Linked DNA regions of Mus musculus: region 2 is linked to region 1. Evidence: chromatin contacts called from ENCODE POLR2A ChIA-PET data. All regions are on one chromosome and are shown on one strand. The core of a region is the stretch at or near the end of the contact, and the rest is flanking DNA. Distances in the headings are between cores, read along the strand shown.

Region 1 (6,811 bases), core at 1,891-4,390:
GTTCCAGGGGACCCAACACCCTTGTCTTGCCTCTATGGTCACCAGATATGCACATGGTGCACATACATGTGGGCATACATACATACATATACATATGTGTGTCTATATATATACATATATGGTGTATATATATATATACATATATATATATGCATATGTAATAACAATACATCTTTTAAAAAGGAACTCTTGACACATGCCCTTAATCCCAGCACTTGGAAAGCAGAGGCCAGCATGACATAGTGAGTTCCATGCTAGTCAGGACTGCATTGTGAGACCTTTAAAAAAAAAACAAAAAACAAAAAAACCTCTGGCAACTGGATTGAATTATGTAAGCAGCTCAACAGAGAATGCTCACTAGTGTTCAGTCTCTCTCTCTCTCTCTCTCTCTCCCTTGCTACCTAGTGTTCACTCTCTCTCCTCTCTCCCTCTCTATTTCTCCCCTTCTCCCTCTCTCTCCATTTCTCTCTCTCTCTCCACCTGTTTGTCTTCTCTATTTCTGTGTCTGTTTCTCTGTGTCTTGTGTCTATGTCTGTCCCTGCCTCTTTCTGTGTACAAACTCGCCTTTCTCTCTTTCTGTGCATATCTCTCTATATGTATGTCAGCCTCTCCCTATCTTTGCACATGCACATGGCTCTCTCCCTCCCCATACACACAAATGCACTCACCTGCTAAGGCTCTTCATCTTCAAGTGCTCCATCACAAAGACAGCCCCACCTCCTGGCAAGTCAATCACCTTCATGGGCTTAGGAACCCGCACCAAGCCAGTGTTGCGGAGGGCCTCCAGGCTCGCCATCTCTCCCTCAAACATCTGCCGGGCCTGCATCCAAATGCCATGAGCTCTGTCAGCTCTGCAATCCTGGACCCTCACAGGGACCTTGCTAGCCAGACCAAAGTACTCATGGCCCTTGGCACAAGCCAGAAGACCAAGTGCCTTCAATTACTGAAAAACAGCATCACCTCCATCTCTCGAGGCCAGTGTTCAAGAGAGACCCCTTCAGGTAAGAAGGAACTGAAAGGACAAGCCTGATGCCAGAATTCAAGGGGTCTAAGGGGAGACTCACACAAGCAAAGCCTTGCGGTGGAAGATGCACAGGTCACAAGGGGATGCAAGGTGGGGGTGGGGTGAGAGGAATGGGTACAAGTGAAGTGTGAACCAACAAAGTCTGAGGCTGGGACTGAGTCCTCCAAGGTATTGTTTTCCTTCATGCCTCTAAGTGGGGGCAGGCAGCCTTGGGCATGGTAGAAATTACCTGGGATCACATTTGAGTCAGAGAAGGCAGAGTGGTGAGGTTAGAAGAGCCTGGCTCCATTCTAGCAAGGACTAGAGAAGCTAGTATACCCAGCTTGTCCACAGGCCTTTTCTGGGATGCAGAGGCTTGTTTCTAAGTGACTTAGAAATACCCCCACTTATTTTTAGCAAACTTTCATATTGTTCACTATACCTTGGTTAAAAACATGCATTTTATTTACTTATTTATTTGTGGTGCTGGGAGGCTCAACCCAGGAGACTGTCCACACTAGGCAAATGCTCTACAATGAATGACATCCTCAGCCCCCCCCCCCATGCATTTATTCATGGGGTTTGTGAACACTTCTACATATAGAATCATACATTTGTAAAAATTAAAAAGTAGATGACTGTGGGTAAAAGCATTCAAGCCTGATCACCCAGCTTTGATCTCCAAAAATCCAGATGTGGTAGTGTGTTCCAGATGTGGTGGTGTGCATCTGTAATCCCAGCCCTCCTACCACATGATGGGAGACAAACAGTCAGCTGGAGTCTTTCAGGCCAGCTAGCCTAGAACAGGCCGTGTGGCAGCAGAAACAAGAAAAACCTTGCCACAAAATAAGGCCGAAGGACAGAACCAACTCCCCAAAAGTTATCCACTGACTTCTACGCACGTCATGAATATGCAAACCAGAGCTTTCACACACACACACACATACATACATACACACAAAATAAATTGGATATCGTTGATTAAAAGTGAAACTTGAAGCCAAAACATTTATTATCACACATGTAAACCATTCTTCCCCCTTAATCCCCTTTCAAGGGGAAAAGTCAGACAGGTACACTCAAATCGCCAACCTGCACTTGGGACAAAGAGGCATGTGCTGAGCAGCCTGTTGTGGAAGGGCATTTGCAAACTTCAGCCATGCTTCCAGGGTAAACCTCCAAACCAGGCCAACGCTGCACAGAAAGCAGGGAGGTGCTACCTTCACCGTCTCTAATGATACCAGGAGCATCCTAGATACTATAACCACTATCCAGAACTACTCCCCACAGAGTCCAGAACCTCTGGAGTCCTCCCCCCACAGAAGGGGAGCACCATGCTGTGCCAGCACAGCTTGCTCTCAGGGACTCTAGCTAACAGTCCTCAGTTGTCTTACAGTTTTCCATGCATTCTTTTGTTGTTGTTAGTTTGTTTTTGTTTTTGAGCCAGCTTCTCCTCATGTAGCCCAGGCTGACATGGAACTCACCATCCTCCTGTCTCAGCCTCCTAAGTACCAGAGTGATAGGGTTTAGATGTATGCCTGGCTCCATACATTCTTAAACGGGGATATCTTAAACGTCCTAGAAACCAACAGAGCCTTTGAGAACGATGGTGCTAACCTAGCCCTGGGAATCCTGTCTCTCTTCACCTGCTGGGAAAATGCAGGAGCTGAGGTCAGAGCAGAGACCAGACATGGGCAGAAGCAGCTTACCGCTAAGACTCACCTCCCCCATGGTCAGTGATTACAGAAAATTTAAAGCCCCTGTGTGGGAGCAAAAGCAAGAAAATAATCATGCAGCAAAGAGAAACCCTCTGGTCCCAAGAAGCTGCCTGCATGCAAGTGCTGGTTGACCCCTCAGCAGAGCGTTGGGTACGCCAGGTCTAGTTCCTCCACCACTTCTCAGAATCCTGCATTCCTCTTTCCCCTTCCTAGACTTTATCCTTGTATACCGGGCAGCGCACCTGTGTCCTGCGATTGACCTTGACAAACACGGGGCCACTGTCAGTGTAGTAGGCATAGCCCTCGCTGATGCAGCCCCCTCCGGAGCTCCCAAAGGCCCGCAGTGTTGTGGTGTGAAGCTGGGCGCGCAGCAGCTGCTCCATGGAGAGTTGAGGTGCAGAATGCGGTCAGGTGACGCAGAGGAGGGGGAGTCGGGGACCAGAAGGGAACACGCGCGGAGGGCGGATCAGGGGGCGGGGCGTAGCGCTGTCACAACATTGTCTGACACAGGCTTGCTGGCTCCTAGCTACCTCCGGTGCATGCTATCCCTGCATGCTCTTGGGCACCAGAGCTAGGGTGGGAGGGGGAAGAGAGCGAGGAATTTCTCTCTCCAAGGCGATTTCCACCCGGGGCTGCTGTGGGAGAAGGAGGGATGCAAAAGCTCTCGATACCCTCATTACTAAGCTCATTTCAGAATTTCTCCTCCAACAACACACCCTATAGAAACAGAACCCAGACCGGGTGGCGGGTGTTCTGTAAAGCCACGAGACAGAAAGGGAGTGTCCTCACAGAATGCACGTGAAGTCCCAGAACATCTGCACCCACCTGGGGTCTACCCTGGGCACCGTGCTCTCTGCATAACTGGGAGAATCAGGAAAGAGCGCAGAAAGATTTGGGTCAGGGCTTCTTTATCCTTGCAACACAAGGCATAGCCTAGAGACTTAGATATCCCATGGAGAAGATCTCACTGTCCAGATAAGGGTGGAGTCCTAGCCATGGGGGTGCCCTGGCTAGGCCCTAGTGGCACCTCTTAATGCCACAGGGCTGAGTGATAGAGGCTACTGTGGGAGGTGTGATAGCAGCAGCCTACTCCACCCAGGGTAGGTGGAACTCTGGATTTCAGACAGCCATGATAGGAAAGCAGCAGACATATATGCTCATGGATGCATGGGCACACACACACATACATATAAGAACACATCCACAGACTGATATAAGAGACAGCCTGTGCTAACCCTTCAGTGTTTTAGGAGAGGTTGCCTCAGATGGCAGCTCCCACCATGAGCTGCTGGTCCCTCTCTTGTACTGCAATGTCCCCAGCTGACTATAAAGGGACTAGGAAGATTAGTGGGTGGATAGATCCATTGCTGAGCTTTGAGTATGTGCCAGGGCACAAGTGAATGTCAGCTACATTCACAAATATCCTGAGAGGATGCTATAATTAGCTCCTGCCTTCTCTATGACAAAACTAAAGTATAGAGGAGTTAACTTGCCTGGGTCCCAGTGCTGAGACATAGCTCATAACATATGAAACCAAGTCTGGTTTTGGGCTCCATCCTATGAATTCTAGTCTCAGGCCCTAGCGGGATAAGACTCTTCCCAGCATGTGTCAAGAAGACCTGGCTGCACTGTGCTGCTCAATGTTTTTCTCATGGCCTGCCAGCTGACAGTTCTACAGCTGTTCCTTTATCGACCAGCCTCACACTAAGATGACGCCCAAAGCACATGAAGAGATAACATTTGCATGGGTTTTCGGTAGGCATAGCCCTCATTGAGGAGCCTATCTTAGGAGCTCTGTCATACCTCAGAGGGGCAAAGCCTGTCAGTGCTGGCCATCCCCAGGGTCCTTGTGACCTGTCATGGGCTCAGACTGAGACTGGGTTCCCTAGAGGCTCTTGAATAACTCCTGCATCTGGCAGCTATGTGGGATGATTGGAACCTGGGCACACACTCAGGCAAGGAACATTGACTGATATGGCCTCCTAATGTGGCTTGATCATTCCTAATCATGGTAGCCAGAGTGGCGGACTGCAGAGCCAGGGTTCTACCCCAACGACCTTTTCTAACCTGATTCTAAAGCCAAGTGCAGTGTCCGTGTCTTCCCTCTGTGCGGAGTCTTACACAACTCCAGGGACTGACCTAATTAGGGTAGTGAGGGAATGAAGGAAAAAACACACATGAACACACAGAAAAGCCGGGAAGGATGTCTGATGGAGAAGTTTCAAGATCCCAGAACATCAGTGTGTTTATTATTTACAGCTGAACGAGTAGGCAGGGTTGTGGTATGCAGCTAAATCAAGAGGGCGGGCTTAACTGATCTCAGTAGGAGCAGTCCCTGCGGGGATCAGTCTTCAGGCAGTAATATCTGTGAGGAAAGGAGTACAGTGGCCATTTTCTGCAGGCAGCATTGACTTCCCACTCAGATCAGAGGAAAGCTTTGTTAACTCTCTGCGTCCTCATGGATTTGGAGTCGATCTCGCAGGCTTATGTCAAACACAAACACACTCTGGCCTTCTTTGCTCCCCTCACTACTGGTTATGATTCTTCAAGGCCATGCTAAGTAAATGGACTTGACAGCATGGAAATGTCACTGCAAAGAACGGGCAGGACAGCCATCTATACGAAATGTGACTGGTGTCTCCATTTGGGGCCCTTCCTACCACTGCACCTGAACACGAAGCATTAGCACTCCATTCAGAAACTTCTTTGTAAGTGCTTGGCAAACTGACTATGGATGGGATCTCAGGTTGGTCAGACCATTCTCATTCAGACTAAGAAGGCTCCATTGCTTGCCAACTTAAGTGTTGGGAGGTTTGAGGCATGTGGGTTCTTTGTAGGTTCTGCCTTCTCTCTGGTGGGTTCTTACCTATTGTGTGTAACTGGTGTGTAAAAAGTCCCGGGGATGTATTTCAGGGGAATGTGTCACCCGTTTCTGGACAGACTGCTGGGTCATCTCAAAAGGAAAGCCTGCCCTTGGACTTTCCTTCACGCAGGCCACGGCAGATTACAAATACAGAGAGGCTCACAGAAAGAACCTGTGAGAACAGGACACCAGTGGATAGGGAGGGCTATAAAGAGGCATTGACAATTCAGAGGCAAGATGGTTGGGATACTCTCTTAAAATAGTATTGGGGTCCATTTTATGGCTGTGAATGACAATATCGTAAACAAAAACAGAAATCAAACTGGAGAGGAGGTAAAGACAGGGCTGAGGAGGACCAGGAATCCAAGGGCCACAGGAGATCCCACGCTGGTTTGAATGAAAATGCTTCCCTTAGCTCAGATGTTTGAATATTTGGTCACCGGTTGGTAGTGCTTTTTGGGTAGGTTTAGGAGATATGGCCTTGCTGGAAGAAGTAAGTCCTGGGGTGGGCTCTGAGGTAGGAAAGCTACAGGCCATTCCAGGTTCACTCTCTGTGCCTTGTGCTTACAGTTTGACATGTGAGCTCTCAACTTCCAGCTGGAGCAAGTCTGTCACCCGCTGCCACGTAGTTCCTTCCATATGGACCCTGACTCTCTAACTGTAAGCCTAAATCAAGTCTTTTTTTCTATAAATTGCCTTGGACAAGATGTTTTATCACACCAACAGAAAAGTTACTAATACAATCACCTTTCAGAGAGAGAGAGAAAGAGAGAGAGAGAATACTTCTACCTATTAATTATCACTATATAGCATTACAATGTGTGTAAGTTTTGAATGCAATTGGCCCCCATAGGCCCATACGGAGTGGCATTATTACATGTGACCTTGTTGGAGGAGTATGTCGCTGTAGAGGCAGACTTTGAGGTCTTAAGCAGCACCCAGTGGGACAGTCTCCTTCTGCTGCCTTTGGACTAAGATGTAAAACTCGTGGTTCCTCCAGCACCATGTCTGCCTGCATGCTGCCATGCTTCCTGCCTTGATGATAATTGACTGAACCTCTGAGGCTGTTAAGCTAGCCCCAGTTAAATGTTCTCCTACAAGAGTTGTTGTGGTCATGTCTCTTCACAGCAATGAAAGACTAAGTAAGACATGATGTTTTCTGGCAAACAGCTAAAATAAATGTTCAGTACATAAATGTGGAAATATACCAGTCTTAGGCATCACTGA
Region 2 (6,811 bases), core at 1,466-3,965, 240 kb before region 1:
ATCTCAGCACTTGGGAGGCAGAGGCAGGCAGATTTTCGAGTTTGAGGCCAGCCTACAAAGTGAGTTCTGGGACAGGGCTACACAGAGAAACCCTGTCGGGGGGGGGGGGGGGTCGACACATATTATGTTGAAGGGTACTGTCTACACATATTGTGTTGGAGGATACTGTCTACACATATTGTGTTGGAGGGTACATCTAAAAGGAACTTTCTTGCTGCAAAAGATTACAGGAGGTGAGATGGAAGCAGTGCAGCCCACTCCAAACACAAAGGTGTAGAAACTACCTGTGCTTCCTTATCTTCAGGTCACTCTGGAGCTAGAATGCTACTTACTACTAAGTCATTTGAAATGAAACTATTCTCCACACATTAACTCTGAGAGACCATTGGGTCTTTGAAAACAAATCCTCAGATTGCCTTGGTCAGACTTAAAGATAAGGTTGTATTTCTACTCAACTCACTTAATGCTATTTTTTACTGGCTTTTCAGATAAGATGCAATTTCAGTAAAAATATCATACATGACATAGTGCTTTGCTTTGTAACAAGCTACCGAATATTTTGCATTTGATCTAATTTTTAAAACAAAACTTTTATTTTTCTGTGAAAGAGGTGCTCACAGACACACCCATATGCCTTAGTTTAGAGCACTTAAGAGTAGTAACCTGAGCGGGTTAGTCCAGGTAAGAGGGGCAGCATACTGCTAGACACAGCACACCCACTGTACACAGCTCCTGCTCACCTTCTCTATGTGAGGTGAGCTAGAGAGCTTTCACAGCGACCTGCAAAGGTCCCATCATAGCTCTGTTCTCTCACAGTGACCTGCAAAGGTCCCATCATAGCTCTGCTCCAGCTTCGTGGAAGAGGGTGGACACCCTGTTTATACAGGTAGGAAAAAGTTTGGCAATGCCTAGAACAGACTGTGGAAAGAGGTTGGGCACTACTGCATCTCCAGAAGTTAAGCTGTTAAGATTGCTAAGGGTACTCGGTTCCTTTGCAGAACTGCCAGGGACAGTGTAGGTTCTTTCCTTTTGGGGAGCGAAAAAGTAGGCCACTGTTTTCTACTGAGGAAAGAATAATAATAATAATAATAATAATAATAATTTGAATGCATGAGCAGCAGCCCAGAGCAGGAAAGTTGGCTCAGCAGTTAAGAGCACTTGTTGCTCTTGCAGACATAGTTTTGAGTCCCAGCACCTGCCTGGTGGCTCACAACTGTCTGTAATTCCAGTTTCAGAGGATCTGGCACTCTCTTCTGACCTTCATGGGCACCAGGGAGGCATGTGGCACACACGCATACATGCAGGCAAAACACTCACATACATAAAATAAATTAACCAAGATTTTGAAAAGCACTGCAGTCTAAAGCTTTGCTGAGAGCTCTTGCTATTTTTAAATTACATTTTATTTTGCGCATGTGTTGGGGGTGTGTGGGGTTGTGCACCATACCCTATATGTTCGGAGGTCAGAGGATAACTTGTGGGAGTAGGTTCTCTCCTTGATACCACATGGGTCCCAGGGCTCAAAGTCGGGTTCTAAGGCTTGGCAGCAACTGTCTTTATCCGTTGAGCCATCTCTTCCACCCATCTCCTGCTATTTTTAAGTGTGGAAACTCTTGAGGGCTGCTTGGTGCCAAGGCCAGTGGGTGACCTCAGTGTCACCCCTCACAAATGGAGGGTGTGGATGACCAAAATATGCCATCTTAAAATATATTTCTAGTTGTAGGATGACCATTTGGAGAAACTGCAGACACAAGCATTAAGTTAGAAAAGCACTAACGAAACAAAATGTACATGGGTTATCTACATTAAGTAATCAGGTGTTTTATCAATATCTGGGTTCCACGCAGCTCAGAGGTTGTCACCCGTCCTTTGGAAGTAATTTAGTGAAACCTTTTGGTTCTGTGGGATGCCTAACTTTGGGACTCCCACAGTTCATAGAACACTTCCTTCCCCAGTATCCCCCGGGACAATGAATCTCTGTGTAGCATAGGAACTCAACTATCTGGCGTTGACCAAGCGTCATGTGTCCTAATGCAGGCCACACGAGGGCCTTGGGTCCATGAGAACTATCTACCTTTGGCTCACTCCAGACAGACCCAGTCCAGACCCAGAACCTTCCTCCAGGAGGGGGTCCTTCCTCCTTGTCTGGAGCAGTCAGACCAAACAAGATTCTGATGAAATGTCGCCTGCTTTAAGCTTACTGGCATTTTCCTTTTTAAAGTTACATAGGCCCAACCTGCGGTGGGATTTTTAAGTAACCACCTACTTGCACAGGGTGGCGTCCCCCCACAAGTTCCCCCCGTTCTTAAGTTTTTTTATAACGTTAGTTTGGCTGCGGACTTCAGTTTGCGATTATTTCCGTCAGGTGGGGCAGGAGGACTTCCGCAGGCCAAGAAGCCACAGAGGCAAGTGAGAAGGACGAAGGCGCAAAGCCAGGGGCGCCCACGGACTCCGGAAGCCCAACCCTTTGCTCGGCCAGGCCCCGCCCACACACTCAGCTCTGGCCACCCCGGAACCCCTCGCCCGAGCTGCTCCCGCCGAGAACGGCGGCTCGCCCCTCCCGCTCCACCATCCAGAGAACACCGACGGGCCGCCTCCCTGAGCATTCTGCTCGAAGGACCGCCTTCCCTTACTGACTGACGTGTCTCTACACCAATAGAACGTGGCTGTTCCCCTAACAGCCCTCCCATACCCGTAAGTCCCTAGCGAGCCACGTGGCTCTGCACCAATCGGAAGCGGTCCAGTCTGTGCATCGCCTCCTGGAGCTTGCTGTGCATGCGTTGGCCTCCTAGGCAGGACTGCGATTGCAGGAAAAGGGCAGTGGAGCCGCGCGATGGAGGTCTCCGAGAACGCCACAACGCGCGGCTCGCTGGCCCTAGTGGTAGGTATGGCCGGGTGAGACGCGGTCCCGCCCTCTTGTGCCTTCTTCTGTTGCTGTTTCTCCCTCCACGGTAGTCATCTTGTCTCCGGCTCGCAGCCGCTGTACGCTGCCACGGGTTCGGGAACCTCAGCTTGGAGGGTTCCCACCATTCCGTTTCGAGGTAGACATGTGTCCGAGCTCATACCGTACACTAACCTGCACACCTACTAGCGCCCCTCCCGCCATATCCCTGCTCGCCAGCATGCCACACCTATCTTAATACCTAGCAGGTGGGTTAGATGTCTCAGGCCAGGGTGCATTAAGTGTGGTTCACAGGCATTGCGCCAAGTGATTGTATTTTTCATGCCAGTCTTATTGAAATTGGAAACCGGTAAATCAAGGCCTTTGTCAGAAATTTATATCTTTTTTTTTAAAGTTGTGAGGTCTGTAGCTCTGGCTGGCCTGCAGCACATACAGCTGAGGATAACCTTGAAACCCTCCAGCGTCCGAGCCACACTTACTGATAACAAATATGAGTCATAACACCCCTTTTCAGTTAAAATCTTGTAGGTCTTGAGAAAATTAAGAAAGTTCTTTCCTTTACAAAGTAAGTCCAGAGGACTGGGGTGTAACTCTGACATGCATGTGAAACACCCTGGGTTCAATCCCCAATAGCTCAAATAAATAACAAATAAAAAGCCTTTAAGCAACATGTTTTCAGAATAAACACAAACAGGATAGAATGCCACTTTGGGATCATCAGCTCCTCAAAGAGCGCTTCATTTGTAAAGGACGGTGTCTTCAACACTCCTTTATAAGATTCTTATAACCGTGTTCAGATTCAGTAATTTAAAGTACACTATACATAGATGGCCTCTACAGTGATTTATGTAGATATTGCCTATATTATATGTAGACCTTGTCTGTAGAGATTATATAGCCTTTGTGTTATATATAGCTTTGTAACATGTACATATATGTATGTATATGTTCACATCTACCTAGCCTATTGGTTTTCCTGCTCAGAAACATGTCCAGTTTTATTTTTTCACATTAATTCAGGGTGGGGGGGTGAGGCCAACTGTTAATTTCTTGGCTGTTCTTTACTACTTACTATATCATATAAAATTGAGGCAGTTCCTGGTTCCTTTGGTTATCAGGTTTCAGTGATTTTATTCCATACTACTTTAGGAACTTTGGCTTTGTGAGATTCCCTGAGAAAAAGTGAGGGTGCCAGAATTCAAGTGTTGAATAAAGATTAAGGGCCTCTCCACGCCCTCCTGGTCCAGCTTGGCTCTTTGATGAGCTGTGATGACCCCTATAAAGGGGTCACTGTTGGAGTCTGGTTCTCATAGCAGGGGATGTTTAACCAGAATGCTGATGCTTTTGCCTAGTGATCAGAATCACGAATCTACCACTGACTGAGGGGTCATTTTGATGCTTTTAAGGTTTCCCCCCCTTTCAAAAGCATCTAGAAGGAAATGGGGACAGATAGACCAGTGGATAAAGGCACGTCCCACCAAGCTTGATAACCTGAATTCGGCCCTCATGGTCATGTGTACACATACAATAACGGATGAATAAATGGAACAATTTTTAAAAGCATCACGATCCTAAGGGGTACCTAAGACCTATTGAATATTATGGACCAAATGAATGCCAACTGCTTAGAGAGGAGAAACAGACATTTTTTTGGTTTGTTGGGCTTGCCCCATCCATCATGGTTCTAGACCTGAAGGCCAGGGCCTCATCTTGTGGGATAAACATTTCTGGATGCTGAAGAGAGGGCAGTTCTCCATGGCTGTTTGTTAACCCGTTTCTCTGAATTCTAGTCTATCATCCTCCCCGTGCACAACGCTGAGCAGTGGTTGGATGAGTGCTTGATGTCTGTTTTGCAGCAAGACTTTGAAGGTGCCATGGAGCTCTCTGTTTTTAACGATGCCAGCAAGGTATTTACGGGCCTGCTGTTGGGTGATTCAATACTTTACAGAACACATCTGAGGGAAGTGCCCTGACCTGCTGTGTCATACTTACAGGACAAGTCTAGGGCCATCATTGAAAAATGGAAGGTGAAACTGGAAGATTCTGGAATCTCTGTAGTCATCGGAGGCCATGACTCTCCTTCTCCCAGAGGAGGTAACATATTGAATTGTAATTATGGTTTCTTAGCAACCTATAAACTTAAATGATTTCGTATTGCTACAATCTGGAGAAAAGTATCCTGGTGGAAAATAGCATCCTGGTAATCTCCAGGGCTCGTGATTAGGTCTACTGTCTACTAAGAACTAAGTGGGTCTCCGTGTCTGTCTGTCTGTCTTCTCTCTCTCTCTTTCTCTCTTCACACACGCACACACACACACACACACACACACACACACACACACAGAGCAGGCTGACCTAGAACTCAGAGATCTGTCTGCCTCTGCCTATCACTGGCTCCCATTCAGTCGGTTTCTCCCTCTTTGGTAAGGATTTATTGCTGTCTCTGTTTGCATCCACCCCCAGTTTGTAGGTGGAGCCTAATCCATGTGTGAGTTTTAGGAGGTGTTGTCTTTGAGAGACGATAGGGTCATGGGGGTGGAGATTCATGAATGGAAATAGGATTAGTGCTTTATGGAAGAGGCTCCAAATAACCCTTTACCCTTCTCATGTGTGAGGATAAAGGGGAAATAACCTCAATGAATCAGGAAGCCCTCATCAGATCCCACTTCTGCTCATGCTTTGATCTTGGATATATGACTCTTAAGTGCATGGGTTACTCTGGTTCAAGGCAATCGCCAATGTAGTTCGTATCTATAATTCCTTAAGCACAGCTTTGTTAGTATCCATCTATTGTAACATGCCAATGCCTCGTTCCGTTTTAGAGAATAATGAAGTTGTACAGATAAACTATGTTTTGTTTATCCACTTCATCAGTTGATGGGCGTTTAGACTTTTCCACTTTCTGGAGATCTTTGTCAATGGTGTCAATACAAATACTTGTGTACAAGTTTTTGTTTGAACACTGAGTTTTCAACTATTTTGGATACGTGAACATTGTGTTTCAAATTTATGGAGCATATACCATATAATTTTATGTTTTCCAACTTGAAGACCCGCCAAACTGTTAATCTTCGTATAGTATTAATTTACACTTTCCACTGGGTTCCATTTACTCATATCCTGGCTGTCACTTGTTATTTTCTCTTGTAATTACTCCTTTAGCCATTCTAGTGAGTGTGAGGTATTTGATTGTGGGTTTTTTTGCATTTCCAAATGGCTAATGATGTTGAACTTTGTGTTTACGTTCTGGCTATGTGTGTCTTTGGATCAACTCTCTGTCCATTGTTTTCCTTGAGTAGTTTATTTCTTTTCATTGCTGAGCTATAGAAGCAGTGTGTCTGTGTGGCATACCAGAGCACTATTAGATGTATAATTTGCATACACTGTCTTATATTCTTTGGATTCTCTTGTTAGCCTCTTGTGTTAGTTACCTTTGGTGCACAAAAGTTTACAGTTGATGAAATCCAGTTTAGTTTTTTGTCAATGGCATGTCTTTTGGTGTCAGTATCTCAAACAACCATTGCTACATCAAAGTAGAAAAGAAATTACTCCTTTTTTTACTTCAGGGATTTTTATTCTTTTATTGCTTATATTTAGTCTTCAGTCCATTGTGAGTTAATTCTTATAAATGAGAGAACTGTTAATTTTTATAAATGTTTAGCCCCCTGACTAAAACATCTTTTTTGAAGAATTTGTAGGTGTTATCTACACCTACAGATCCTGGTAATCTCCAGGTCTGCTGTCTATTGAGAACCAAGTGGGCCTCGGTGTCTGTCTGTCTGTCTGTCTGTCTCTCTCTCTCACACACACACACACACACACAGAGCAGACTGACTTAGAACTCACGGAGATCTATCTGCCTTGTTTCAACACCATTCAGTATTCTTTCTTTTTTAATGTTTATGGGTG

The links. ChIA-PET counts read pairs that join two places held with the same protein, here RNA polymerase II (POLR2A).
Region 2: POLR2A ChIA-PET joins it to region 1 with 12 read pairs in Patski. The contact joins the promoter of B3gntl1 here to the promoter of Fn3k in region 1. POLR2A ChIA-PET finds 5 or more read pairs at or near these places in 2 of 5 experiments (Patski and embryonic stem cell).

What each region holds. Positions count from the first base shown.
Region 1 is chr11:121,431,282-121,438,092 of GRCm38, reverse strand. Fn3k (fructosamine 3 kinase) reads right to left here and starts at 3,140. Exons shown (of 6, transcript NM_022014.4): 1 at 2,964-3,140; 2 at 669-820. The coding sequence starts at 3,104. It also overlaps a transcript of Fn3krp not described here.
Region 2 is chr11:121,669,055-121,675,865 of GRCm38, reverse strand. B3gntl1 (UDP-GlcNAc:betaGal beta-1,3-N-acetylglucosaminyltransferase-like 1) reads left to right here and starts at 2,715. Exons shown (of 13, transcript NM_178664.5): 1 at 2,715-2,881; 2 at 4,693-4,809; 3 at 4,897-4,996. The coding sequence starts at 2,834.